Linked DNA regions of Mus musculus: all the other regions are linked to region 4. Evidence: chromatin loops called from intact Hi-C (ENCODE). Cell type or tissue: heart. All regions are shown on one strand.

The links. Hi-C counts contacts between places; a loop is a spot of excess contacts. Peaks named below come from ENCODE experiments on the same cell type or tissue, not always from the same donor. Only the 100,000 strongest peaks of a DNase experiment are listed, where the experiment ranks them.
Region 1: it touches region 4 in a loop (2.5-fold over the local background); 9 of 42 quality-filtered maps call a loop at or near these places.
Region 2: a loop joins it to region 4, with 2.6 times the contacts of the local background. A loop is called at or near these places in 6 of 42 quality-filtered maps.
Region 3: a loop joins it to region 4, with 2.4 times the contacts of the local background. A loop is called at or near these places in 13 of 42 quality-filtered maps.
Region 5: a loop joins it to region 4, with 5 times the contacts of the local background. A loop is called at or near these places in 13 of 42 quality-filtered maps.
Region 6: it touches region 4 in a loop (7-fold over the local background); 11 of 42 quality-filtered maps call a loop at or near these places.
Region 7: a loop joins it to region 4, with 3 times the contacts of the local background. A loop is called at or near these places in 13 of 42 quality-filtered maps.

Annotation. Positions count from the first base shown.
Region 1 is chr6:39,665,186-39,669,185 of GRCm38, forward strand. It overlaps Braf (Braf transforming gene), which reads right to left. Exons shown (of 22, transcript NM_139294.5): 5 at 1,061-1,164. Among named protein-coding and RNA genes, the nearest start is that of Gm34389, 51 kb to the left of the region's middle. In heart, no CTCF peak of the experiment used is centred here; no DNase peak of the experiment used is centred here.
Region 2 is chr6:39,590,412-39,594,411 of GRCm38, forward strand. Ndufb2 (NADH:ubiquinone oxidoreductase subunit B2) reads left to right here and starts at 2,154. Exons shown (of 4, transcript NM_001358797.1): 1 at 2,154-2,301. The coding sequence starts at 2,204. In heart, no CTCF peak of the experiment used is centred here; a DNase peak (open chromatin) is centred at 2,150; H3K4me3 peaks cover 1,788 bases; H3K27ac peaks cover 1,409 bases.
Region 3 is chr6:39,684,552-39,688,551 of GRCm38, forward strand. Braf (Braf transforming gene) reads right to left here. Exons shown (of 22, transcript NM_139294.5): 2 at 3,693-3,794. Among named protein-coding and RNA genes, the nearest start is that of Braf, 39 kb to the right of the region's middle. In heart, a CTCF peak has its summit at 2,484 (motif pointing left); no DNase peak of the experiment used is centred here.
Region 4 is chr6:39,780,743-39,784,742 of GRCm38, forward strand. No RefSeq gene overlaps it. Among named protein-coding and RNA genes, the nearest start is that of Mrps33, 28 kb to the right of the region's middle. In heart, a CTCF peak has its summit at 2,172 (motif pointing left); a DNase peak (open chromatin) is centred at 1,249; H3K4me3 peaks cover 1,223 bases; H3K27ac peaks cover 1,713 bases.
Region 5 is chr6:39,572,422-39,576,421 of GRCm38, forward strand. It overlaps Adck2 (aarF domain containing kinase 2), which reads left to right and starts at 1,455. Exons shown (of 8, transcript NM_178873.3): 1 at 1,455-2,785; 2 at 3,942-4,000. The coding sequence starts at 1,880. In heart, a CTCF peak has its summit at 1,769; DNase peaks (open chromatin) are centred at 1,460 and 2,170; H3K4me3 peaks cover 1,918 bases; H3K27ac peaks cover 1,973 bases.
Region 6 is chr6:39,561,017-39,565,016 of GRCm38, forward strand. No RefSeq gene overlaps it. Among named protein-coding and RNA genes, the nearest start is that of Dennd2a, 5.2 kb to the left of the region's middle. In heart, a CTCF peak has its summit at 1,813 (motif pointing left); a DNase peak (open chromatin) is centred at 1,815; H3K4me3 peaks cover 565 bases.
Region 7 is chr6:39,723,783-39,727,782 of GRCm38, forward strand. Braf (Braf transforming gene) reads right to left here and starts at 1,681. Exons shown (of 22, transcript NM_139294.5): 1 at 1,325-1,681. The coding sequence starts at 1,513. In heart, a CTCF peak has its summit at 1,838; DNase peaks (open chromatin) are centred at 1,249 and 1,709; H3K4me3 peaks cover 2,243 bases; H3K27ac peaks cover 1,985 bases.

The DNA.
Region 1 (4,000 bases), 120 kb before region 4:
GAACTAATATTAAGAAAGTTTGGCTCTGTACTTTTCAATCATTAGAAATTAAAGTCTTAATTTTTAAGTTTAACTTTAATAAATGTATTACTTTTAAACAAAGAGCAGTATAAATATATTTACTTTTAAGTCGGTCCAGAAAAACCTACAACAGTCAAAACCAAATTGTTCCTGGGGTTTAAAAAACAGACAAACAAACAAACAAACAAACACACAGGTATGGTCTTACCATCCAATTCAGAGAAAAAGACCATCCAAGGAACAACATGCCTCAAGATGTAGATTCAAAACATAACCATCTCGGAACAATATTACTTTATGAAAAGACACTTCAATATTAAAATGTAAATTTTGGTAACTTTTTGTGGAACTATGAGCTTGGTATTTAAAAAGGAAGACTATAGAAATGCACATTATCTAAACAGATCACATTCTAATGTAGTGGTTCTCAACCTTCCTAATGCTGTGACCCTCTAATACAGTTCTTCATATTGTGGCAATCCCCCATCCATAAAAACATTTATGTTGCTACTCATAAATGTAATTTTCTACTGTAATGAATCACACTGTAAATAATTATCTATATTTTCAGTGGTCTTAGGCAACCCCTATGAAAGGTTGAGAACTGCTGTTTTAATTGTTCACAAATTAAGGAAATTATAAACTCTAATAAAGGCATTTGTCATAGGAATAAACAACAAAACCAAATAAATTATCAATAGTCTTCAAGATTTCTTCAAGAGTAGTATTAGTACAATTTTTTAAGTTGATGTTCTAAATCTTTTAGTAATAAATACCCTCTCTTTTTCTAATGTGTATGGGTGTTTTCCTGGCATTTAAGTCTGTACACCTCATGCATACCTGAGGAGACAACAAGATTTTAGATCCCTGGAATTGGAATTACAGATGGCTATGAGCTGCCATGTGGGTTCTGAGCTACCTCTCCAGTCCTTGAGTTAATTCTCCATTCCAGAGATTTGCAGAAAGACTACAAAAGAACCCCAGAGCTTTATGTCTAATTTTCTTTCAAAGAAAATGACACAACACATACAAACCATACCCATCCTGAATTCTGTAAACAGCACAGCATTCTGGGATGAGACCTCTCATCATCAGTGCTTTCTTTAGACTGTCTCGAACTGTAACACCACATCTTGCGGGTACCTATGACATAAATACATGCAAGAGGTAAAGGAAGGAGGTTTTCTTTCAAATCATTTTTTAAAACTGAGTCATTTACCTTATAACATCTTTAAAATATCATATGGATTCCTTGGGTCTATAATTTACTCATTAGTCAAAGGAAATTATACCAAGTAACTATTATTTTATCAGCTTGAAACAAAGAAAAAAAAAGATGTGTACATCTTCTATTAAAACTACATACACATATACATGAATAGAAAACATAATATCCACTATATTGCACATACCAATATAGTATGGTTCCACCACTGAAAATACTTAAAGGTCAACACTCAAAGTAAAATAAAAAATGTTGCTGTCTGCTTTTTGAGGCAGTGCCTGTTGTAGCCTAGGCTTGCCTGGTTCTCTAGATATTCCTATGTCAGCCTCACAACTCTTGTAAGCACACACTACTATGTCTAGATGTAAACATCTATTTTGACCAAAGGTGCAAGCTGTATAATAAGTCCTTGGTTACACTGATGATTATTAAGAGATGCCTTATGGACTCTGAATATAGCAGAAGAAAATGTGTGTCTTAGGCTATATGGGAAGGCTGGATGGATGCTCAGTGGGTGAAGCTTTTGCTGTACAAACATAAGGATTTGAGTTGGGTCCTCAGTACCCACTAAAAAGCTGAGTGTAGCAGTGCACATCTTTAACTCCAGTGTGGACCTGGGGGAGGGCTGTGTCATTTGGTCAGCCAACTGGTTCACAAGAGAGACCCTGTCTCGAAAAACAAGTTGAACAGTGATAAAAACAACTGCCATTGATCTCTGATCTCTACAAGTGCATGCACTCACAGACATACACATGTGCATATGCACCACCATCCAAGAGAGAGAGACAGACAGGTGAGGGTGCAGGTGAGGCAGGCAGGCACACACATACAGAGACAGGCATCAATCTGATATTCGATACTTACTTCCCTAGTGTCTCTATCTGGGAACTCGACCTTCTCTAGAATCTCATATTACTATTGGGGCTATCAATAGCTTTTTCTAGTATTCAATGATGTACATGTTAATCAGCTGCTAATTCCTTATGATAGCAATAGGTCCAGGACTAGATATATGACCTTCTAAATTGTACCTGAGTCTTATTTGAAGTGACATATGACATTGGTTGAGAGATGCTCCTGTTTTAGTGTAGTTAAGAGTGTGCCAATTGATACATATTTCCTAGAACATTAATATCAAGATATCACTATCTATTGATAGAACAAAGCTCATATAAGGAGAAGTAACACTGGGAGGAGAGGGCAAGGCAAATGGTTAATCCTATTGTTTAGCCCTTCCCATGCCTCATCTACCTGGCAAATTTGCAAGACTAAAGAGAAGCAGAAAGATTACAGGGAGTACAGCTTTTATTAGGGAAGTCAGAAGGAGGGGTGTTTTAGGTAATAGAAGATTACTGCTACAGTCACTTTAATTACTTTAAGCTACTAGGTAGGACCTGTGTTTAGAAATAAGCACAGTTTAATATTATCACTGAAACTATTGCTGGGTATGATGGTGCACACCTTTAATCCAAGCACTTGGGACGCAAAAAGCAGGAGGACCTAGCTCTGTGAGTTCCAGGCCAGCCAGGTTAACAGAGTGCGGCCCTATCTTAAGTTTGTCATAAGGGAACAGGGTCTCATAATTTTAAGTATTCAAGATATAGCTAGACATATAGGCAACCCTCATTATTTGTGAGGAATTATGTGTGTATTTGTCTACTCACTGGAAAATATAAAAAACTTTATTGTGTTTATGGATACATGAAGATCAGTGAAAAACCTATTCATGTACTGTCTGAGCTAAGGTTGAACAAAGTAACAGTTTACCTTTCTGCTTTCAGAATACAAATCTGTATCCTATTCCTATTCCCAGCCTACCTACTGCTACATAAACCTATGTGCTTTCTGTTTCAGATGGTTTCCCAGCACAGTACTTAAGTGCAGTTTAGAGCTCCTAAGCCCAGAGAAGACTGTAATGTGTCTGGCAGGGAAGAGGTAGGGAGGTGTGTGTGTGTGTGTTGGGGAAACTTAATTCAGGCCTCAGCCACAGGGATGTTAGCCACGAGTTCATGTTACGGAGTCAACAACACTATATATATTTGTCTGAATATGTATTTACCACAGGGCAATTCACACTTGAACAAAACAGTTATGTTCAAACTTTATTATAAAAAAATTTAAAAAACCCTGAAATGAGTATTGATTAAAAATCCATGAGAAGTCATTCACTACCTTTGCATGTGTTTAAAATCTTCTATAGTACAATGTTTTACAAAACTTTAAGGATTCACTTTAAGATTTGGCTGGACAGCTGGGCATGGTGGCACACACCTTTAATCCCAGCACTCGGGAGGCAGAGGCAGGTGGATTTCTGAGTTCAAGGCCAGCTTGGTCTACAGAGTGAGTTCTAGGACAGCCAGGGCTATACAGAGAAACCCTGTCTCAAACCCCTCCCCCACCCAAAAAAAGATTTGGTTGGACATCAAAAAATGTCATACACTGAATTATTTGTGCTAGTATGTGTGTGATATTGTATTCTCTCTTTCTCTTTCTTTTCGAGACAGGATCTCATATAGCCCAGCTTGGCCTTAAACTTACATACCCATACTCTGCACTCCTGTCCTTCCTGCTTCCCAGCATTTCAGATCACATACACCGTGGTCGGCTTGGTGGTACAGAAGCAAGTTTGTGGTATATGTAAACACGAAACAGCTCTTAAGTAAACTAGCATAGGACTCATATGCAAACCAATATGTAGATTCGGACACAATTTTAAATATACAGCTAGCTCTGGCTCGTTTTATGCCAACCTAA
Region 2 (4,000 bases), 190 kb before region 4:
TGACTATAAACTGGAAAGTCAACTTCCATCCATAGAATTCTACAGGTTCAGGTTTAACCCAAGGCTTGTATTTAGCAGACACAGTTTGCCAGTCAAAAGTCAGTATTTGGGAGCCAAAAGTTGGTGGGATGGAGTCAGGTTTAGAAAATGGAGGGGCTATTGTCTTTAAAAGCTTTGAGGAGCTAAAGAAAAAGATTCCTATTTAGTAAAGCCAGTGAAGTAGCTTAGCAGGTTCCAAGAATAGAGGTGTGTTCGGCCACACCTTCTGGTCTGAGTTCATGGGACCTGCATGACAAAGGAGAACCAATTCCTGCAGATTTCCTCTGACTGCGTGGATGCAGTGGCAACACACACACACACACACACACACAAATAAAATAATGGAAGCCTGGATCTCAGATGGCAGAAGAAGAGAATAATCTCTTGATTGACTGTGCTCTGATCACCACATTTATGCCATGGTACATGTGAGCCCACACATAACAACACTCAAGGTCTCCCTTGGGTTTGACTCCTAGGACAGGTTTCCTGTTACATAAAAGGGCAAAGAGGCCCACATATGGGCACAGAAGGCAAATTATCAGTCATATTTGATGCTTCCAAGTCACTAAATTCAAGTCTGGCCTTGATGAGTACTTGACTCTTGAATATGAAACATCATAGCAAATTTCTAATATGTGATGTTGGTACACTAATGTTATAACCTAAAACTGCATGTTCTTCAAATCAACCAACCCAAACCATAATGTACCAGGGAAGACCTTGTTGGAATCAATATTCTTGGTATCACACACACCCCTACCCACTAGATCATAGCGAAAGTAATCCTGCAAAGCAACATATTATTATTATTATTATTAATTTTTCTTTTGGTAAAATGTGCCATAACTTACAGTGGCCTTGCAAGCACACTAGGGCGGGAAGTTCAGTTGTTATTCTAATACAGGTGATGACTGTGTCTCATCCTATTGGTAGAGTGCGACCTCAGACTCTGCCATGGTTGGATAGTTCCTAATAGATGCAAAGGAAGGAGGGAAGGAAGGGGTCCATAGCTCTTGTCGTCAGAATGGAAGGCCTTTGTGTAAACAGGTTTTCCAGATGATTAAAATACTTGAATAATTTTACAAGGTGGAGATTATTAGAGTATTGACTGTTGGTGTGCTAGCTACTGTTTATAGAAAAAAGTCCGTTTCTCACAACCTCTTGGGGTTAGGAGTAGTCTTAGGTTTGGAGTCTATCCAGATTTCAACAGAGGCAATACTGAGAGAAAAAAGCAGGCCGAGGAAGGCGGACTATTTTAATAGCCAGTGGAGCCTTTGTTTCTTGAAGGAAATCTGAAGTGAGTGAAAAAATTAGTTTTTCTGGAAAGATGACAGTAGGCTATCCTATAGACCTAGTAACTCGGAACAGATATGTATGTCTTGTTTTATGAGGATGAGCTTGAAAATTCATATTCCCTCCCCACTAATGGCCGGAGACTGAGCGCATCTGCGCGTCTACGTGCATCTATTTGTGTTACAGCTCCCACTGCGAGTACATTTCTACGGCTGAAGTCAGGTCTCGATTTGTTGCCATCTTGGTGTTGCATCTTAACTGGACTGCCCTCATGTCCTTATTTTTCTGCTTGCTTATTACATTAATAACAAGAGGAAATGCCAAAAAACCTCGAATTGGCTAAGGCTCGAGGCGTTAGGAACTTTCCCCCATGTTCCTGGCCGACTTATTCCGAGTGTGCCGGGTTGGGTTCCTCAGGTGATTCCCGTGCCACCAGTCCAGGTTCTGAAATTTAACACCCTGGCTGATTAGTCATTCAGAACAATGCTGAAACAACGATGCTATAAAATAAACATTGCGATGTTATAAAATAAACATTGCGTGGTTCAGAAAGGGCTTAGGCCTTTAACAAGGGCCCACAGTGGCAAGAACATGCATGAAAGCACCGTCTATATGAGCCAAAGCAGGGAGCAGCAGTAAGGTCAGCCAAGAGCACCTTGCCAGGCTGTGCCACGAGGCAGCCAGGGCTCCTCCTGAAGGACGACCTATCTGCCCGTTAACCTGGAGCCTCTAAGGTCCGCCAATGGCTTGAACTTGTCCCCTGTGGCCTACCATCAGCCCGGGTAGAGACGCAGTGCGACGCAGTGACGTCACGGGCCGGGACTCGGGGAAGTGACGCATCAGGGGTGGGAACTGCAGTCTTGCTAGTATGTCTGCGCTCACCCGTCTGGTACCTTTCGGCCGCGTCGGAGGCCGCCTGCTCCGGGGCTGCCGCGCGCGGGCGGCTGGAGACAGTGGAGTCCGTCAGTGAGTGTCGGGCGGGGGCGAGGGTTCGGCCGGCTTGAACAGGCAGCGCTGCCATCCGGACGCTGTCACCTTGAAGCAGTCGCCCGGGAGGGTGCGTGAAACTCCGCTGCCGCCCGAGGCATGCTGGGTCTTGTAGTTTTGCCTGGACCGAGACTGGCCTTTTAGTCGGCTTGGTGGGCTAGAGGTGAAGGGATGGCGCAGGGTTGCGGGAGAGAGGCGTTAACTAAGACCCGAGTGATAAGAATCCAGTCCCGCACAGTCTCCCGGACTGAGCCTTCCAAGCAGCTGGCTAGTGGAGGTCCCGAGCGCATGGAGACGGGTGGAGATGGGCTCAGAGACAAGACGGGTCCAGGCAGGGCAGACACGGAGACCTTGAGTCAGTAAGGTAGTATAGTCTGTTCTTTTCACCATTAGGTACATTTTTACGATTAAAATTTGGCACTTTTTTTGAGCCTCACTGTGTAGCCTCGACTGACCTGGAACTCATTAGTGATCCTCCTGTCTCTGCTTTCGGAGTGCTGGGATTAAAGGCGTGCGCCCCCAAGTCAGTGTTTAGATTTGGCACTTTAAATCCTAGATTGGATGCTGTGTCTTACTCATTTTGCCTTCTCTCCACCCGAGATTTGTAATACTTATAGCTTTATTTTGTTGTATTGATCTGTCTCTCAGTCTCTGTCTGTCTCTGTCTCTCTGTCTCTGTCTCTCTCTCGCTCGCATATAACCTGGCAGGTTTTGTCCACCGAGATTTCTTTTAAGATCTTCATACCGTTTTGGGGATGCTTCCCGTCCAGTTTCACTACTTAGCTTGGATTTCCCTTACCTCCAACGGGGGAAGAAGGGTTCCACTATTCATCTAAGTTCCCAGCCCTTGGTTTGGGTTTTTGGGCCACAAAAGGTCCAACCCAGCAATAGTTCAGGTGGAAACTTACCTGAAGTTTGGCTTCTGGTAACTAAGTTTCAGTTTCCTTCTCGTTGATTTATTATTACTTTTCGCCCTTTCATTATGGGGCTACAGCTTGATTCAGGAGTCTAATGATAGACCACTTGTCTTGGGTCTCTGAGTCGTCAGAGTGGGATCCCTGTGAATGCCAGCTTCAGTACTGGCTTCCCAGGCATTTGTGCTCAGTTACTGATACTTTTTTTTTTTTTTTTAAGATTTATTTATTTATTATATGAAAGTACATTGTAGCTGTCTTCAGACACTTCAGAAGAGGGAGTCAGATCTCGTGTACGGATGGTTGTGAGCCACCATGTGGTTGCTGGGATTTGAACTCTGGACCTTCGGAAGAGCAGTCGGGTGCTCTTACCCACTGAGCCATCTCACCAGCCCCCCAGTTACTGATACTTGAAAAAGGACCTTTTATTTATTTCATTTTAGCATCATGTTTATTTTAATTGGGAGACCCCTCAGGGTATCTAGATTGCCACAGTGCACTTAGTCTGGCTGAAGCATGACACACAAGTGTTTATTGAGATTTTGCCTTCCTCCTTTCCTCCCCCCACCCCTTTTGGGGACAGGGTTTCTCTGTGTACCCCTGACTACCCTGGAGCTCACTTTGTAGATCAGGCTGTCTTCAAACTCGCAGAGATCTGCCTGCCTCTGCTTCCAGAGTCCTGGGATTAAAGGTGTGTGCCACTATGGTCTGGCTGCACAGGTAGATCTTGGGTAATAACTGTTAAATACAGTTGGCAAACAAGG
Region 3 (4,000 bases), 96 kb before region 4:
GTCTCGGGAAAACAAACAAGCAAACAAACAAAACAACAAAAAACCCTTGTTTTAAAATTTGAAAGCAAGAATTCAATTATCTTTCACCCATGGCCATTCATCATTTTTTGCAATTCAAGCAGCCAAAAATAGGCAAACATTCTACCACGAGATTCCCCCTAGCAAGCAAGGGACTTTTTACACACGTGTTATCCATGTTGCAACATGTATAGTTCTTGAAAACATGCTAAGTAAAATAAACCAGTCACAAAAGGACAAATGATGTGATTCTTTTAAAACAGTCAAATTCACAGACACAGGAGTATGTAGTTGTTATTACAGATCATAATCAGAAGAAAATGTGGATCTGGTAGTTAATATGTAAAGTAAAAAGATCAGTCCTTTTTTTTTTTTTTTTTTTTTTTTTTTTTGGGTTTTCTAGACAGGGTTTCTCTGTATAGCCCTGGCTGTCCTGGAACTCACTCTGTAGACCAGGCTGGCTTCGAACTCAGAAATCCGCCTGCCTCTGCCTCCCAAGTGCTGGAATTAAAGGTGTGCGCCACCACGCCCGGCCTAAAAGATCAGTCTTAAATGATGAAAAGTTCTGGACTGTGTTGATGGTTTCAAAATAAAATGAATTTGCTAAAAAATTATTTATTCATTTTAAATTTATTTATTCTATGTATATGAGTACACTGTCACTGTCTTCAGACACATCAAAAGAGGGTATCCATTACAGATGGTAAAACCATGTGGTTGCTGGGAATTAAACTCAGGGCCTCTGGAAGAGCAGCCAGTGCTCTTAACTGCAGAGCTATCTCTCCAACCCTAAATATTTATTTTTTAAAGTGGTAAATTCAATGTATCTTTTATTCTAGGAAAAAACTGTTCTTAAAGAGTGAACCTAAAACCCTGAAGAATGGCACACCTTGGGAGTCATCAGGAGAATGAACTGGCTTTTGACTGAAGGCCTTCAAAGTTTAGTCCCTGAGTCTTTTCCCTTGGGATGGTCAGCTAGCTTTCCACAAGCAAGCATCCTGTCATCCGTCAGTCTTCTTCATGGTGTATCAAATGCTAATTAATATTAATAATATTCTAAGTGCTTTATATGGTCATTGTCTATAAGTCCCTCCCTGCTCTGAAGCACAATCTGTTTGAAGATACAGATTTTTGGCTCTTAAACATTTTGTTGTTGTTGTTTTTTGAGACAGGATTTCTCTGTATAGCCCTGGCTGTCCTGGAACTCACTCTGTAGACCAGACTGGCCTCGAACTCAGAAATTCATCTGCCTCTGCCTCCTGAGTGCTGGGATTAAAGGTGTGCACTACCACACCCGGCACATTTTTTTTTTTAAATATCACTGCAAACAGTATAAATATTACAGGGTATTCAGTGAGTACCCCTATCTGTAGAACCTTAGCATATCTCAGGAACTATGCTATTTTGTAACTATAAAATAGTTCTTAAACTATTACATATAATACTATCCTAATTTTTTTCTAAATGTTTCATAAATATTCACTATAGCTATATGTCATTAGTACATATGGAATCTATTACTTTGTCACATACTTAAAACCCATTAAACTTTGCTTTGATGTTACACTGTTTTTGAATATATGATTCAAGTTTGTATGCATAGTTGTAAAAAGAAACCAATCCAATTAAATACATTTGAAAAAAAAGTCCACATTTTGTACAACAAAAAATAGATAAAGAAATTAGAAATGTTTAGCACGAGGGCAGAGACACAACAGGATAGCAAAGCTGTAGAATAAGGCAGTGGTCAGTATCATAGATTTGTAAGCTAGATATCTGCCTTCTCCCTTCAGCAATAGTTACCTACCACTTGAAGTAAGTTACTTAACCTCTCTATTTAGCCTGTCAAAGAGAAATAAAATACCTATGCAGGAATTTGCTAAAAGTAATTGTAAGTATTAATAAAAGCATTTAACACAGTACAGGGCATAGAATAAGAATAAGCACAAATGTTTTTCTTTTTACTAATCAATTTTTAAGTATTCAAATGTCTGAAGAGTATGTGTCTGGCTGAAACAATCCATCATGACTATAAATAACATGTTCATTGATTCAAATGTGGGAAAGTGCCCAATAGACAGAGACAAACTGTTGCTTCTGTTGTATGGTTGATAAACAAAAATGAGCACTTTCATTAAGACTATACTAAGACTACTTCTTACTTCTTTGCTTGGCTCCTACCACACAACTGAAAGTACAGATAGAATTCTAGTCCTACATTTTATAGCATAAGCAGCAGTGTGATCCAGAATAAGTCATGAGGAAGACAAGAGAAGAACAGTTTAGTTGGTGTTTCCAAAGTTCCAAGGTTTGTTTTATAAACACAAACTTAACTTTCTCACAAAATAATGAAGACTTAATTTTTCTTTGAAAAATAATTGAGGGGCTGGAGAGATGGCTCAGCAGTTAAGAGCACTGACTGATCTTTCAGAAGTCCTAAGTTCACTTCCCAGCAACCACAAGGTGGCTCACAACCATCTGTATTGGGATCTGATGCCCTCTTCTGGTGTGTCTGAAGACAGCTACAGTGTACTCATAAAGTAAATAAATAATTCTTAAAAAAAAAAGTAGATTGGTAAATTAGAAATTTTAGTTACAAGTTGTTCAAACCATGTTTTAAAATCTCTGATATTTGAAGCCAAATGCTTACTTGGTCTTTGTTTTATTTTATTTTATTTTATTTTTTTTGAGACAGAGTCTCATTGTGTAGCTTAGGTGTCTCTATTAGAACTTACTATGTAGCCCAGGTTGACCTCAAAGTCTCAGACCTGGGACTAACAGCACATACCATCATGCAATTATAGCTGAGCAAGCGTTACTGGAGAAAGGCAGTAGAAAGCTGTGGCAAGCAGTCTTGTCGAGCCCACAGAGCCTGCTTGCTAAGGACTGACTGACTTTTAGAAGGAAACTAAGGGCAAGAAGGCCTATCTATGACTACCTAGTACCTACTGCCTCACAGGATTAAGAACAATGGCTAACTACAGATTTATAATCTCACTCAAGGCAGATGATACAAATCTCAAGGCATCACTAAGCAGCAAGACTGAGCAGTACTGGGCCATTCCAAGATTATAAACTATCTATAAGAAAGGAGAAAACAACTCTGGGAAACTTACTCTCAAAAAGATATTTTACAAAACCATCCAAATTTCCCAAGATGGTAACTCATTCTGCTGACTACCAAAACAGTGTGCTTTTTCTTTCTCTCTTTTTAGTAATTTTTTTTAAAATTCAGGCAATTTTTTTTTTTTTAAAGATTTATTTATTATTATATGTAAGTACACTGTAGCTGTCTTCAGATATACCAGAAGAGGGCATCAGATCTCGTTACGGATGGTTATGAGCCACCATGTGGTTGCTGGGATTTGAACTCTGGACCTTTGGAAGAGCAGTCGGGTGCTCTTACCCACTGAGCCATCTCACCAGCCCATCAGGCAATATTTTGAAGTTTATAGGAGACATTCCTCTCAGTTTTGACATTTTCCAAATAAAACTAATACATGCAGATTGCAACAAGTGAATGAAAACAAGACTAAGGAAAAAAAAAAAAAAAAGACAAAGTAAATTCTTCCAATGTTTCCAATCCTGCTCTCTAAATAACCAAAACTATGACTATAAAACATTTTAATACATTTTTCTCTCAAAATTACCATAAAGTAATACTCAAAACTTACCTCCAGGTATATTGATGGTGGGTTATGCTCTCCACCAAATTTGTCCAATAGGGCCTCTATATGTTCCTGTGTCAACTTAATCATTTGCTTGATATTCCATACCTAAAAAAGTAAAAGAATCTAAATAAAGATCACTTAGCATAGGGATTAAAACTATTTTAATGTAGACAACAGACTGCAGTAACTGCCAGTGTTCTCGGGGCTTTAGACAATTGAGTGGGGTTTATGATTATAGTAACTGTACTAACCTTTTTCCATCTAGTATTGCATCCCTATCTATAAGAGATTCAAACACCTGAGTATTTAGA
Region 4 (4,000 bases):
CAATAAAGCCTTCTATTTTTCTTTTCTTTCTTTCTTTTTTGGTATGTGTATATTTAACTTTTGTTTTTAAAATGAAATCGTATAGACAGGGTCTCGCGTTGTATGCGTGCAGCTCAGGCCGGACTTGTGGCTTGGTGATCTTCCTGCCTTAGTCTCCGGAGTGCGGGAGTTAGAGGCAGCTGGCTGGGGAACCTGCAGCCACACAGACTTATCTCTTCCTGGGTCTGGAAGGCAAAGGTAAAGATTCTTGTCGTTAAAACTGCTGCCTGTTAGGAACCAGTTGGACTGCAAATCTCAGCAGGAGCGCTTTGAGCGGCTGTCTGCTGACAGCAGGATGAGCTGCCGGTCACAGAAAGCCAGGGGGGAGGGGGTGGGGTGTTACTGGGAAATTCTCCTCCCCGGACAAATGACCTTTCACCCCCTAGTTCTCTGTGCTCCTTTTCTTCCTCTTGGTTTTCTTTCTGAGCTTCTAGAGGAGACTAAGATATCCGTGGATTTAAGGACTGATGGTATATGACTGCTTGGTGTTTGTTGTAAAAGGTTCTGTCGCTCCTTTTGCAGGGAAACCAACAGAAACTAAAGTACAATAAAGCACAAGAGGCCTGAGTACGTAACTCAGTGGTAGAGGTCCTGGCTTTGACGCACGCGCCCCCTCCCCCTCCCCATCCCCCAAACACACACACCAACCACACAGAGACAGGGAGACACTGGGTAAACACACATCGGGTGTGAGGCCAGAGGAGCTAAACTGTAGGGGAGATCTGCCTGGGAATGAATGCCTTTCCTGTAATAACCAGAAACAGCTCCTTCGGAGGAAACTGTGAGCCCCAGGGTACAGAACGAGAGTCAGCTAGCCGGGAAGCAGACACAGTGGGCTGGCTTGCTTTTTTGCTTTTGCTTTTGTTTTTTGTTTGTGTGTGAGTGTTTTTTTTTTTTTTAGGCCAATTTAAATTATTTAAGTATTTTTGTTGGCGATGCGTTCATTTGCTTTTCAGTTCCACTTATGATATGCCTTCATAATCATCCACTCTTAGAAGAAGCCTAAATGACTGGTTCAGCAGCTCCCAGCAAAACCTCGCTCTGGAACCTATGTGAAACGCAGGCGTCATGACTAAGAGGAACTACTCTTAGTCATGTTTGTTAAGAACTGGCTTTGTGAGCCCGGCCTTAGGAAGTGACCACAGATTTCACAAGTCCACACATGTGCCTGTTAGAGCATGTTTGTTAAGAGTCCTATGTAACTCCGGTTTGATTTGTACCTGAAGGGACCGAGGGTAAAATACTTAGCCGCTGGCACGCCAGACTGGTCAACAGCCTCGGCGTGGGGTTTTAGCTACTTCTCTAAGGCTGTTTTCCAGCTTGGATTTTTAAAGTCTGCAGTTGCAAGCGGCCTACCAGACATAGCATTTCTTGCCTCCTTTTTTTTTCATACGAGATAACATTTCAAGGCGGTAGAGGCGAGGCAGCCCTGAAATTCCTAGAAGATTAGGAATGTGGGGGAGATAGCATCAGTGTGACTTGGAAGTTTCTCACTTTTCCAGCCTGGGTCAGGGGACTATAGACTTTACCCCCCAGATAGCCACTAGCAGAGTGGTCAGGACCTCCTGTGTTTACATTGGCCTACGGTAGCCTCATCCTCCATCTTCAAGCCTGCCAACAGTCAGACTTGATCTAACTGGGGTGGCCTCCAGTTAAGCTTTGATTTCAGGGTGTAATTTAAGGTGTGTAGCTCCTAGGCGCTGATGAAAAGCTGTGTGCTGGTGAGCGAGCCTTGGACACTGTTGGCCAAACCATGAAGATTAGAACAAGCTTTTATTTTATTTTATTTTATTTTGGGAAATATATATCATATCCAGTTCGGTTCAGAAATGTACTTACATATTAGTACACTTCAAAATAGAAAAAGAAATACTATATATAGGCTGGGCAGGTCTGAAACTTGCTACATAGACCAAACTAGCTGGGAACTTACACAGAGCTGTCTGTCCCTGCGTCCTGAGTGCCTGGCTATACTGTCCTTTTCTTTTTGGGAGTTCTGGGGACCAAAGCTAGGACTTCTCACCTGCTAGGTGATGTGAGCCATCCCCGTGTTCTGGAACACCCTTTGTAAGGGAAATTTTTTTGCTGGACAGATTACTATGACTGGGACAGTACTGCCACCTGGTGGAAAGTACCCTAATTACAGGAAAATATATAAGCTGAGTGAAGTAAAAAACAAAAATGACAACAAAGGTTAAGTTTTAAGTGAAATTTACACTTAATAAGGAAATCGCTAAATATATAGATTAGAGATCTACTAATTAAAAATCAGTATCTTTGGGTTGGTGAGATGGCTCAGCGGCTAAGATCACTGACCGTTCTTCTGGAGGTCATGAGTTCAAATACCAGCAACCACATTGTGGCTCACAACTATCTATAATGAGAAACAAATTAAAAACAAAAACCAAAAAACCTATGGGCTGGAGAGAGCCAGGCTGGAGCAAGAGGGAGAAGTAGGGGAGGGGGAAAGTCAGTATCTTTAAATCTGGAGTCTTGTGACACTGACCAGCATTTTTCACCAGTATCTTTGGGAATTTGGGGAGGAATAAAAAACAATCCACCTTTTAAAAATTGCTTGGTGGTGGTGGTGGTGGTGGGTGCTGGAGAGATGGCTCTGCGGTTAAGAGCACTGACTGCTCTTCCAAAGGTCCTGAGTTCAAATCCCAGCATCTACATGGTGGCTCACAACCATCCATAATGAGATCGGATGTCCTCTTCTGGTGTGTCTAAAGACAACTACAGTGTACTTATATGTAATAATAAATAAATCTTTTTAAAAAAATGCTCCAGGGAACAGAAAAATGGCTCCGCAGTTAAGAGCAGGTTAAGAGCACTCTAACAGAGGACCCAGGTTCAATCCCCAGCAACCACATGCCAGTTTACAACTGTCTGCAACTCTGTTCCCAAGGGATCCGACTCCCTCTTCTGGCCTCTACTGGCGCCAGGCCCAAATGTATTCCGCTGAAATGGAACATCGCAGACTTCTGGGTGGGAAGCCTGGAGAGGCTGCACTCGAGGTAACTGACTGGAGTCCTGAGGAAACACTAGATAATTCCCGAGTGAGCAGCCTGCTATAGAAGAACCAGACTGTACTGATCAGAAAGACTCTCTCTCTCTCTCTCTCTCTCTCTCTCTCTCTCTCTCTCTCTCTCTCTCTTCTCCCCCCCTCTCTCTCCCCCCCCCCCCGCCCCCTCCTAAAGGATAACATAGCCAGGCCTTTGATCTCAGCACTTGGGAGGCAGATGCAGAGCCCATGAAAAACAAGGAAAGCCGAATGAGCATGAGCGAAGGAGCGGCTTAAGTTTAAGGAGGGCATCGAGGTAGGACAAGTGAGTTCGGTTCATCATCTGGGCCTTCCTTTCCTGTAAAACTCATGATTGGCTGGGCCTGGTGATGTAAACCTGTAATTTCAGGACTTAATGGGGCTGAGGCTGAAGGACTGTGAATTCCAAGACAGTTTAAGCTATGTAGCCAGACTCTGAATAAACAAAACAACGACAAGTCATTATTGTGGCAATTGAAAAAAACTTAGATATGACTTTAACTAACAGGATTTAAACAATATCAATAATGTGACAACCAGGATGATTTGGTAATTGCATTATGGTCATGTATTATGGCTATAGAATTTCGTTGGTTTAGAGAATGAAAAATATTTACAGGCCAAAGAACATATTTTTTTCTTTACCTTCAAAAAATTTTACAATGTACATTACATCTCCCCTCCTCCTCTTACCCTTCCAACACGTGTGCACAGTGCCAGAAGGTCTTGAATTTTTTAATCTTTTGGGGTTTCTGGGCAAAGATTATACAGTAATTTTGTAACATTTTTTTCAAATAGTCCTGTTTCTCTGAACATTTGTTAAATAACATTTACATTTGTTAACTAACATTTACATTTGTTAAATAAAATTCAATAACATCAAAGCAATTATCTAGTAAAAGGGAACAGACGTGGCTT
Region 5 (4,000 bases), 210 kb before region 4:
AAGCCCTATTTTGCTTTTTTGAAACAGGGTCTCACTATGTAGTCCCTGTTGGCCTGGAGCTTGCTATACAAAGCAGACTGACCTCCAACTCACAGATTTTGCCCACCCCTTCCTTCCCTTCCCTCCTTCCCTCCTTCCTTACCTCCCCCTTCCTTCCTTCCTTCCTTCCTTCCTTCCTTCCTTCCTTCCTTCCTTCCTTCTTTCCTTCCTTCCTTCTTTCCTACTGGAATTGAAAGTGAGGGCACCGTGCCTGACACCTGACCACATTTCAAAGCAGTGTAAGGCATCATGTCTGCCTTGGGAAACCCAAAGGGTGTACCCCATCTTTTAGAGTTAGGAACTGGACTGTTATTGACCATACAGGAAGAGCCATTGGCCACTCCACTATTCCTGACTGTTAGTGGCCCTGATCTTACCTTTGGAGAAATTACTATATCTTCTGAGCCTTCTGGATGGCCAGGGGGTGTGTGTCTTGAGGTTGAATGACATGTCCAGTGATAGGAACCCTGGCCTTGTCCTTGTTTCTCTTTTTCTATAATCCTTTTCACCTGGGATGTCTTTAAATCTACCCTTGGTCAGACTTTTGTGCAAATTTCTTTCCACACAGGGACAAAAGCTGTTGATAGGTAGTAGGGACTGTGGTGCCCCAGGGCAGGCAGCTTTTTAAGTTCCAGAGCGCTGAGAAGAAATTGCAAGCCCTTTCCCTGGCTATGTAGGCTCAGTTCCCATGCTCTATCACCTACACACACACACACACACACACACACACACACACACCCCTCAGAACATCAAAAGTCTTTCCTACTTTGGAACTTTTATTTGGCTCCTCTCCCAACACCCTTTTTTTCTTCTCCAAAGTAGCCCAGCCTATGATTCAACCAGCTCCTCACTGCTTCTGTGGCCCTTGCTACATTTTTATTTCTATGACATTTATTTTGTATGTGGGGGACACGACTTAAAAGGAATTGGTGACATCCTTCCTTCATGTAGGTTCCACGGATCGAACTCATTTATTTCGTTGGGCTTGACATAAAATAATATCGTTACCTATCTAGTTTAGTATATATTCTTGTGACTCAACAAATATTAAATTAAATTCAAGAAAGACCTGATTTGGCTCAATAAGTCTTAGTTAAGTGTATAAGCCATTCCCTAAGGTCTAAACACCGCCGCTAAGTCAGCGTAGCCTGAGACTCAAGAACTCAGCAGCTGAAAAATCTGTCCTTCCTTTGGACCCACTTGTAATATTCAGTGTAGTTTAATATTTCTAGGATTTAAGCTACGAGGCTGTGAAGAGGAAAGGCAGACGCGGAAAAGAGGGCTACAGAGCTCGCGTCTGCGTTTTTTCTCTAAATCATCACAGGAACTCGATGTGCCCAGGCGCTTTTGCCCTAGTTCGCGCCGTGGCCCCTTTAAGGAGCATGTCGTGGGCAGAGAGGGCGGAACCAGGTACCGGAAGCTGGGAGCAGCGCTGGCCCGGACGCTTAGTGCTCTCTCTCTCTGCCTGGTTGTCACTGCCCGCTCTGTGCAGGTCCCGAGCCATCGGCTCGGCATCTCCGCCGCCCCCCGGGAGCCTGGCCCGTGAGCCCGCCGGAGCGCGCCTCTCAGGTCTTCCCGCGGCCCTCTGAGGCTTCGTCGTTCTCTCTAGGCCGCGGGTCCGCATCTCCGTCCCTGGCGCTCGGCGACTCCCTGCACTCTGAGCTCTGGCGCTGGACAGCTTGTCACCCGTGGTCCCCGGCTCAGGTCCCCGTTATCCCTCCCCTCCTGGGCTGCGCTAGGGGGCGCGGTCCGACTCATCCCCGCTTCGGCACGGAGCGTCTCCACAATGGCTTCCCTTTAGGTAGAGAACAAGCAGTCTAGGCCAAGGGGTCTAGAGAGGATGGTGACCCCCTGGCGTTTGTCTGTCAGGGTCTGCTTGTCACACTTAAGATGCTTTGAGTTCAGAAAGGAACTTGGGCATTCCAGACCCCTGGGATGCTCTCGCAATGCCAGACTATGTTGGTTTCTGCTAGGTACTTTGCCCAAATTAATCTCAGCCCATGGCAGTGTTGGAGAGGGGGCGCCTGGCAGCTTGTGCCAGAGAAAGACTCACTGGAGTGACCTGGCGGAAAATGGACTAGTGGAGAAGGTGGCCCAAGAAGGGCCTCTGGCCCGCGTCTTACTGTGTCTCCGCCTAGGGCTCCGCGCTGGTGTGCTCTTGGCGAAATTCTTCCCCCTCCTCTTCTTGTACCCTCTCACCTACTTGGCCCCTGGCCTCTCCACCCTCTGGCTCCATCTGCTTTTCAAAGCTACAGAGACCTCAGGCCCAACATATATCAAATTGGGCCAATGGGCCAGCACCCGGCGCGACCTCTTTTCAGAGGCTTTCTGTACCCAGTTCTCCAAGCTGCATGTCCAGGTGACCCCCCACCCTTGGGCAAGGACGGAATACTTACTCCAGCAGGCATTTGGGGAGGATTGGGGCAGCCTCCTCTTTTTCGAGACCCGGGAACCTGTAGGTTCAGGTTGTGTGGCCCAAGTGTACAAAGCGTTCGCTAGTATTTCCTTGTTGGAGGAAGACAGGATCTGGAGACTTGGGGAGCTCTCTGCCCCAGGAACCAGGGCCGTGGTGATGCAGAGAGAGCCCTTTATGAAAGACCGGAAGCCTTCAGAAAACCTTGCCGACGAAGCATTTCTAGAAAAACTGCTTCTTCCTAAAGCTGACCTTGGTGGGTCAGAAGTGGGTGTGTCTCAGGCTCCCTGGCATCTGCCTAAGTCAGATCACCTCATCCCAGTGGCAGTGAAAGTAAGTGCTCTCAGACCTTGCCTAGCACTTTAATCAAGTACCTACCCACTGAGCTGTCTGCCCCAGATCCGAAAGAGACCCTCGTGAGGGGCACATTGCTTTCTGTTCTAAGACTGAGTATTCCTTCTCCAAAAATGCTTGGGAATGGGAGCGTTTTGGATTTCATACGGTTCTGGATTGTAGAGCATTTGTATATCTTGGATGAGATAGCCTGGGATAGGACCCAAGTCTAAACACGAAACGTGAAATTCATTTATGTCTCACACACACACTCCACAACTTAGACATGTAGACTATAGGTCATTTCATGAAGTACTTTTAGTGCACCTGTGTAATGACCTTGCATCACCTGAGGTCAGGTTTGGAATTTTTCACTTGTCAGTCCTTTACCGGGTCAGATATTGAAGCATTTTGAGTTTGGATTAGGGCTGCTATTGCTATTGTAGCTCAACCAATACCTGTTAAATTCAAGCTATTTCTTTTATTTATTTATTTATTTATTTATTTATTTATTGTAGTGAGGATTGAACCTAAGGGGCAGTCAAACTTAGTTCACACATGCTAGGCAAACCCTCAGCCACTGAGGTTTATTGTGAGGCCTCATTTTGCCTTTAATTGTAGACAAGACCCTGCTATTTTAATTGTCCTCCCAAGTAGCAGGGATTGCCACAACCTCCTGGCTCAAGTTTGTTTGTTTTTTCTTTTTCTTTCCTTTCCCCCTCCTCCTCCTTTTTTTTTTTTTTTTTTTTTTTTTTTGAGGTAGATTTATACTATGTAGCCCCTTGGCTGTTCCAGAGCTTACTCTGTAGACCAGGCTGGCCTCAAAGCTACAGAGATCTGCCTGCCTCTGCCTCCTGAGTGCTGGGATTCAAGGTGTATTCCTCCACAATAGGCTCTGACTTCATTTCTTGACTTCAGAGAACAGTGGTGTGAATAGTGTGAAGGAGGGAGGGGAAAAAAAAAAAAAAAAAAACCTTGGGTTTTGCTACTTCTGGGGAGGAGGGACCACCACAACCCAAGAGCATCATGGGTATTGGGCTACTTCCCTTCGTTTTGACAAGAAGCACTCTGGCTGTTTTGAAGGTGGGAGCATGTGCTGGCTAGGTAAAATGTTTCCCTCTGACCCACTGTCTTGTCTCCTGGTTCTTTCTGGCAGGTATTACACCCAGGCTTGCTCTCTCAGGTGTCCATGGATTTACTGCTGATGAAGATTGG
Region 6 (4,000 bases), 220 kb before region 4:
CCTACCACACATTTTCAGCTGTATGTATATCTCAGGATATTTTCCACCAACCACTGGCTGAGTCCAAGATTTTAGAGCACACAGACACAGAATCCACAGGTGTGAAGTGCTGACTGTATGCTCTGGTTCAAGAAGGGAAAGGTAAGGATGAGACAAGGGGACAGAGATGACTTCTTATAAGCTTTTAATTCTGCTTTCTCTAAACATCACAGCATTGGACCTCTTCAGAGCAGCTGTTGTTTCCTTTCCTCCTCTTCCTTCTGTGTCCTATTGAAGAACATAGACTTTGGGTTAGACAGTCACATCTAGCTCTAGAACAAGTTGCTTGACCTTTGAGACTCATATTTTATATTTTCTTCTTCTTCTTCTTCTTCTTCTTCTTCTTCTTCTTCTTCTTCTTCTTCTTCTTCTTCTTCTTCTTCTTCTTCTTCTTCTTCTCCTTCTTCTTCTCCTGTTTTTGTGTTTTATTTTTTTTCAAGACAGGGTTTCTCTGTGTAGCCCTGGCTGTCCTGAAACTCACTCTGTAGACCAAGCTGAGCTCGAACTCAGAAATCCGCCTGCCTCTGACTCCCAAGTGCTGGGACTAAAGGCATGCGCCACCACTGCCTGGCAGAGAGACTAGTTTTCATGGATAAAATGGAAATGGAAACAGTTGTAACCATCTCGATGTGTTGGTGAAGATGATGTCAGATAATGGAGAAGAGGGTTTGCTGCTAGGCTGGGGCCCAATTGAGAGGAGAACTCAAATTAGATCTCCTGTCTCCTGTTAATATTCTCTCTCTCTCTCTCTCTCTCTCTCTCTCTCTCTCTTTCTCTGTGTGTGTGTGTGTGTGTGTGTGTGTGTGTGCGCGCGCGCGCGTGTAGGAGAGAGAGAAATAGGAGGGAAAGGGGAGGAAGGAGAGGGAAAGGGAGAGGAGGAAGGTGTGGTATGTATGTGGGTATTTGAAAGGCTGAGGAGGGCCAGGCAGTGGTGGCGCACACCTTTAATCCCAGCACTTGGGAGGCAGAGGCAGGCGGATTTCTGAGTTTGAGGCCAGACCAGGATTAAAAAAAAAAAAAAAAAGGCCTAGGAGTGTCTTTGATCACCTTCCACCTTTTTCCTTTGAGACAGGGTCTCTCCTTGGACCTGAAGTTTACATTTTGTCTTTGTTTGTTTGTTTGTTGTTTTGTTTTTGTTTTTTTGTGGGTATTTTTGGCTGGAGCGGCAGCCAATAAGCCCCATTGATCTGCTTGTCTTTGCCTTCCCCACCCAGGGCTGGGGTTAAGGGCTCATGCAAGACCACACCCTGCTTATTTTGTAAGTGCTGGGATCCAAACTCATGGTTGCTCAAGTTCCCTTAACCACCGTGCCATGTCTCTATTTCTTTTAGTTTAGTTTCCCCATTTTCTCTGCTTTCTCTTTTCCCCATGAATTCAGGGCGTGTCGGGCTGAGGATAAATAGGGAGGTTTACGTCTCTCAGCAGAGCCTTCAATCAAAGAGTGATAAGCAGCGCAAAGCTCACTTACCCAGCAGTCAGGGGAGATGGGAGGGCACCCAGGGACCCGAGCAGGTTAGCGCTCCGAGAAACTGGATATCAACTGAAGACTGAACCTTCGGACATCGCCCTCACATTTTCTCGTTTCTAGCAATAATCGTTTCGGATGCGAAATTTTTCCTGAGTAACTTAATTTGTTTCAAGGCCTGTCAGCTGAACCCAAGTTCTTTCACACCAGACTGCCTGAGAGAGCCGTTCTGCCCAGCACCACCTACTTTTCTAGCTCTCTTTATCAGCATCCTATTCATGTCTTTGCTACGGTTCCCCCTTGTGGAAAGTACAGGTAGTGCCATGAATTGGACAAGTCTCAGATCGGGGTTTCCTCCCAGTTTGGTATACTAGGATCTGCTGGCTCCTTTTGGGCGCTTGGCAGGCTCGTTATTTTGACTCATTGACAATTGTCTGCCAGAGCGTAGGTGAAACGTGTACACAGCGTCAATGATGAACAAGACCTTTGGTTAACTATTCTCTTGAACGCTGGTGTGAAAAGAAGGAACACGTATCTATTAGATAAGGTAGAACAAAGGAGGAACCTAACAGGGTGGGGCGTGGGGACAAGGAAAAGTATAGGTCTTACGTCTTACGTTGACAGCGTCTTGATCAAAGCGTTCTCATCTGGAGACCACAGGACTTAGAGCCTGTGGAGCATCCTGGAGAGCCCTTTTTTAGTCTTCCTTAGGAACCTGATCCTTTCCTCCTTAGGAAGCCACCTCCTCAGGCCTGTCCTCGTCCCACGGTCAGGCCCATCCTTGGTTCTGTCTCCCTCATTGGGGTGTTAGCAGAATATCTGGGGGAAAAAAAGTTAGAATGGTGACTCATGCCCTTAAAATATTTGGAGAAAAAAAGTTGGAATGGTGGCTCATGCCCTTAATCCCAGCATTCAAAGGCAGAGGCTGGCAAGTTTCTCTGTAAGTTCCAGGACAGCCCCGTCCTTTGCTTTGCAGCAAGTTCCAAGGCTGTCCTGGAAGACCAAGAGAAACCAGCCAAGAGAAACCCTGTCTTCAAAAAAACCAAAAAGCTAAAAATCAACCAACCAACCAAACAAACAAACAAAAAAATTGGCTATGCAGGCCTGCATTCAGAGAAAAAGAACGTATGATTACATTCATGTCTGTCTGTCTATCTATCTACCTATCTATGAAAAAAATTAATTTACTCAAATTTTTGATCAGAAGTGGGGATTCCTTTTTTGTTTGTGTTTTAAGACATGGTTTCTTTGTGTAACAGCCCTGGTTGTCCTGGAACTTACTTTGTAGCCCAGACTGGCCTCAAACACCTGTCCAGTAGGGCTCTTGGGTTGGCCCCTGTCACTCCTAGTATAATATTTCATGCACAGAGTCCAATTCCTAGGGACTCCTTATCTGGGGACATGTAAGCTCACTCAGGTCCCACCTCAACCACCTAGCTGCCTTCCTCAGAGAAAACTCTGACCCACTGTTTGAGGTATGGCCCATCATGGTGAGGCAGAAATAGAAGCTTGAAGCAGCTGGTCACACCGCACTGGGCAGTCGGGAAGCAGGAAGAGCAAGGTTGGGGCTCAGCTGCTCCTTTGGGTTTGTTTGCTTGTTTGTTTGTTTGTTTTGAGTCCTGGCCCCCAGACCATGGAATTGTGCCAGTCACATGTAGAGTGGGTCTTTTCATTTCAATCCTTTTAATTCTCTCTCTCTCTCTCTCTCTCTTCCTGAGCATGTGTGCGCATGCATACACACACACCTATAATGGTTTTTGTGTTGTTGCTTTTTTTTTTCCATTTTTTATTAGGTATTTAGCTCATTTACATTTCCAATGCTATACCAAAAGTCCCCCATACCCACCCACCCCCACTCCCCTACCCACCCACTCCCCCTTTTTGGCCCTGGCATTCCCCTGTACTGGGGCATATAAAGTTTGCGTGTCCAATGGGCCTCTCTTTCCAGTGATGGCTGACTAGGCCATCTTTTTATACATATGCAGCTAGAGTCAAGAGCTCCGGGGTACTGGTTAGTTCATATTGTTGTTCCACCTATAGGGTTGCAGATCCCTTTAGCTCCTTGGGTACTTTCTCTAGCTCCTCCTGTGTTGTTGCTTTTAAAAAAAAAGATTTATTTATTTTGTGTATGTGAGTACACTATAGCTGTCTTCAGATACACCAGAAGAGGGTATCAGTTGGTTGTGAGTCACCATGTGGTTGCTGGGAATTGAACTCAGGATCTCTGGAAGAGCAGAGCCTCTTAACTGCTGAGCCATTTCTCTAGCCCTGGTTTGTTTTTTGTATTTTTTTTGAGACTGGGTTTCTCTGTGTAGCCCTGGCTGTCCTGGAACTTGCTATGTTGACCAGGCTAGCCTCTAACTCAGAGAGCCTCCCTCCTGCCTCTGCCTACCAAATGCTGGGATTAAAGGCAGGTGTTGGGCTGGAGAGATGGTTTTGCAGTTAAGAGCACTGACTGCTCTTCCAGAAGTCCTGAATTCAATTCCCAGCAACCAC
Region 7 (4,000 bases), 57 kb before region 4:
ACAGAAACAAGTCACTCTCGACAACTGTTTGTAAAATACCGTATTCTAGCCAATTGTTTGTAAGATATGGTATTGTTTATGCGATACAGTGCCCAAATGGTAAATGTAGTAAGTTTTACATACAGAGAAAAGAGAATAAATTAGGTAATTTGACAATGTAATAAGTTGAATGATACAAGGACTACCAAAAGCCAAGTACTAAAGACTGGTAAACACGAAAGATGGGACGAAAATGGGAGCGAGCCAGATCACTTAAACCCACTAAAAACAAGCTAGCACGCAAGCAAGCAAGCAAACAAACAAACAAACAAACAAACCCACGAAGGATATCAACTGAGGTGTGTATGTGCACTGAAAGACTAACCCAAACTGCCAGCAGTGCAAGGGAGCAAAGGGCCAAGTGAAACCTGATGGAATCTTGACAGCTTTGGGGTTCAGGGAGTGAATAGCTTGCAAAGTGTCCAAAAGGATTTGTGAAGATAACAACGGATTACAAGGTGACGGTGCAGTGGAATGAAGTAGAGGCACTCAAGGGGACTAGGGCAAGAGAAGAGCAAAAATGCTCTTCCGTGGAAACTAAGGTTAGAAGCAAGTAGGTACAGTTGAGAAATGAGCGGGGTGGTGGATGAGGATAGAGGTTTACGGGTCAGCAAGGGAGCACTGACAAACAGTATTATTCGGGGATCAGAGACCAGGATGGGAAAAGCTTCGGAACAGTAAAATTTGGGGCTGAAAAAGTAAAGACTACACCAAAAAAAAAAATCATCCCCTGGGCAAAAACCGGTCAAAAGAAAAATCCCCCAAACAAGTAGCAAAGTGGGAAGGGGACAAGGGCCTGCAAAGGGAAGATAGTGAGGAGAGTGGAAAGATGCGCTCCGTCATCCCCAGGATCAGGGAGTAATCGCACACGGCGGTTCCTAGGGCTAGGGGACCAAGGGGTACTGCCCTGGCCACTAAGCTCCATCCTCGACGCCGTCCCTGCCGGCTAGCAAAAAGGAAAACATCTCAGGGATGCAGGGCTGGAAGCCTCAGCCAGGCGTGACCTTCTCCAACCCAGAGTTTCGCCCCCTCTGAAAAGGCTCCAGCTCTGCCCCCACTGCCCCAATCCCATCTGGGTGGGGGCCGGGGAACCCCCCTGGGCCATCGTGTGTGTTTACGTAGCGAGGAGCTACAAGACAGAGGGGGACACTCGGCCGATAACCACCTCCCCGCCGGCTACCAAGCACTGCCGGGGCTCCTTCTGCTGCCTCGGTCCCTCGCATAAACACTGGCCCGCCGAGCCCCTGACGCGCGAGCACTGGGGGGGGATGGCGCCGCCACTCACCTCTTCAGGAATGGCCGGGTCCGCAGCCGAAGAGGCCGCGGCGCCAGCGCCGGCCTCCGGCTCCATGTCGCCATTGAACAGAGCCTGGCCCTGCTCGGCGCCGCCGCCGCCGTCGCCACCGCCACCGCCGCCGCCACCGCCGCCGCCGCCACCGCTGCTGCTGCCACCGCCGCCACTCAGCGCCGCCATCTTCGAAGCGCGAGCCGGGCCGAGCGGCCGCCGCGGGGCGGGGAGGGGGAAGGGAGGCGCAGGGCGGGCGGAGGCGGGCGCGGAGGCGCGGGGGGCGTGGGCGGAGCGGCCGGGGCGGAGGCCACCTCTGGAACCCGCCGGCGGCCCCGGCGCAGCCGAGCCTGAGGGGATTTGGGGGGGGGAGGGGGCGGAGACGACGAGGAGTCGCCGCGGCAACGGCGTCACCCGCATGTCACGGTCGTGACGTCACCTGGGTGCGTGACGTCATCCGAGGAGCACCCTCGCGCCGCTGTCGCCAGGGGAGTGTTCCTTCTCCTCCAACCACCCTCGCGCTCACACGTTTCTACCCGCACAGTTTCCATGGCTCCGGCTTCCTATTTTTTCTCAGCCTGTTCTGTCATGTGGGATTTACTAGAAGAGCAGGGGGTGGTGTTTTAAAGAAGTTAAAATCCTAGAGGGAAGAAGGCCGGAAAGTCTGTAGTACTTATTACTGCCGTTACAAAGAAGCTCTGGGTGTCATAAAAATAAGACCTTAAACGCCAAGGTTGAAACATCAGCCAAGCCAAATTTCATAGAACTGTCTTGGAGCAGCTAAATTCTCAGTATGGTGTTTGTATCCTGTCCCTAAAGGACTTGATCTGTTGAAGTATAAATGAAAATCTAAAGCTGGTCTTCAGGGTATTTATTGCCTAGTTTCAGTCATTTACTATCAATTGGCTCCTTCCATGCACTAGGACCTGAGGAGAACACATGACCATTTTAGACATCTTATGCATCATAGCTAATTTTTATTCCAAAGAAAATAATTTAAAATATTTTGTAGATCCTGACTGATCCAAGGCATTCTCTTCAAACTGTATATGAAAAAAAGAATTGGGAGAAGAGAATTAAATCATCTCAGAGAAGCCCAAGTTGCAGAAATTAAACCCAATTTCTTTATGTAAATTACATGGTTAAAGTACGTTTAACCAAAGAAGGAAATAATGGAGAGAGGAAGTGTGTTAAGAAAAAGAGAAAACAGGAGTGAAAAACAGAAGCTACCAACACTATTCAGGAATTTCCAGTTTAACTCTTGAGTTGAGTTGTCTGTGTGTCTGTGTGTGCACTTCTATTAATGGAAAGGGGGATGGTCGCCACCAACCTCTTTATTGCATTTAGGATGAGTTGAAAGGTAGAAAGCTTCTGACAATAGGATGTCTGCCTATTTGGTCTGATCAGCACAGGCCCGGCAACTGATGCTTTGCTTCAAGGTAAGCAGTGCACGTGTGGCTGCTTGGTGAATCAAAGCATTACGTTCTTGTGTATTGAAAAAAAATGCCACCAATCAAATAGCTATTCTGTGTTTGCCAATGACATTGTACATTCTCTTCCAAGCAGGGACATTCCCCTGAGAGCTACATTTAAGTCAGAAGATGATCTGACAGATTCGAGTGAAGGAGATGATCACAGATAGAGACTATATTATCAAGCTATGCTAGTTTAAGGCAGTTTTTAAAAACCATAAATACATAATGTCTAAGCATACTAAAATAGGGCCAACAACCAGGCAAGGGACACTTCCTCCTTGATTTTGTCTGAAACACAACTGTTGGGGTTTTGGGGTATTGTTGTTGTTTGTTGTTGTTGTTTAGTCCCTAACTGTCCAGGTTTACTTTAGGAAATTATTCCCTAAGAATGTATCATTATAACATTTTTTTTTACAACATTAAAATTTCTAAGACATTTCTCTTTTGTTTTGTTTGAGACAGGGTTTCTCTGTGTAACAGCGCTTGGCTGTCCTGGAACTTGATTCCCAGAGATCTGACTACCTCTGCTTCCTGAGTGCTGGGATCAAAGGCATGTACCCCCATGCCCTGCCTCTAAGACATTTTCCATGGTTCCATTTTAAACAACATCCTTATCAGCATCAGTCTATACAGTGATCACGTCTTATGTGATTATTTCTTCACAGGATGGCTGGCCTCATCCATTTAAGATGGATTCTGTTAGTTTCCACTCATTCAATTTTTTTTCCTTGTGTGTTGGTTAGTTTTGTTAACTAATGGTGTTCCTGCTGTATGTGTGTGTGTGTTTCCTCACCCTCAGTAAAGGCCTTTCTTCAACTGCTGATCCTGTCTGCTCCTGCTGGCTATGTTTGAGATTTCTCCACTGCTACCAGACAAGCTTAAGATCTTTCCTGCCTTTTACTCTTTAACTGGCAGAGAAAAGTAAATAAAGACCCCGATTGTTAACATTTTTGAGACCTTGTCCAGGATTTCTGGTCCAGGACCACCAACTCATCAAAGTTGTCACTTAGATGCTGATGTCTAGTGACTTTAACAAATAGAATCTGCATGTCACTCAGATTTGGCCTATGTAGCCCACTTCCATTGGACATTACCTCTGGTACGTGGGCAGAGATGTCTACTGCTGATGATACATCTCTCATGTGACACTTCAAGAATACATACTACCAGCTGAGCACTGGTGGCACATCCCTTTAAACCC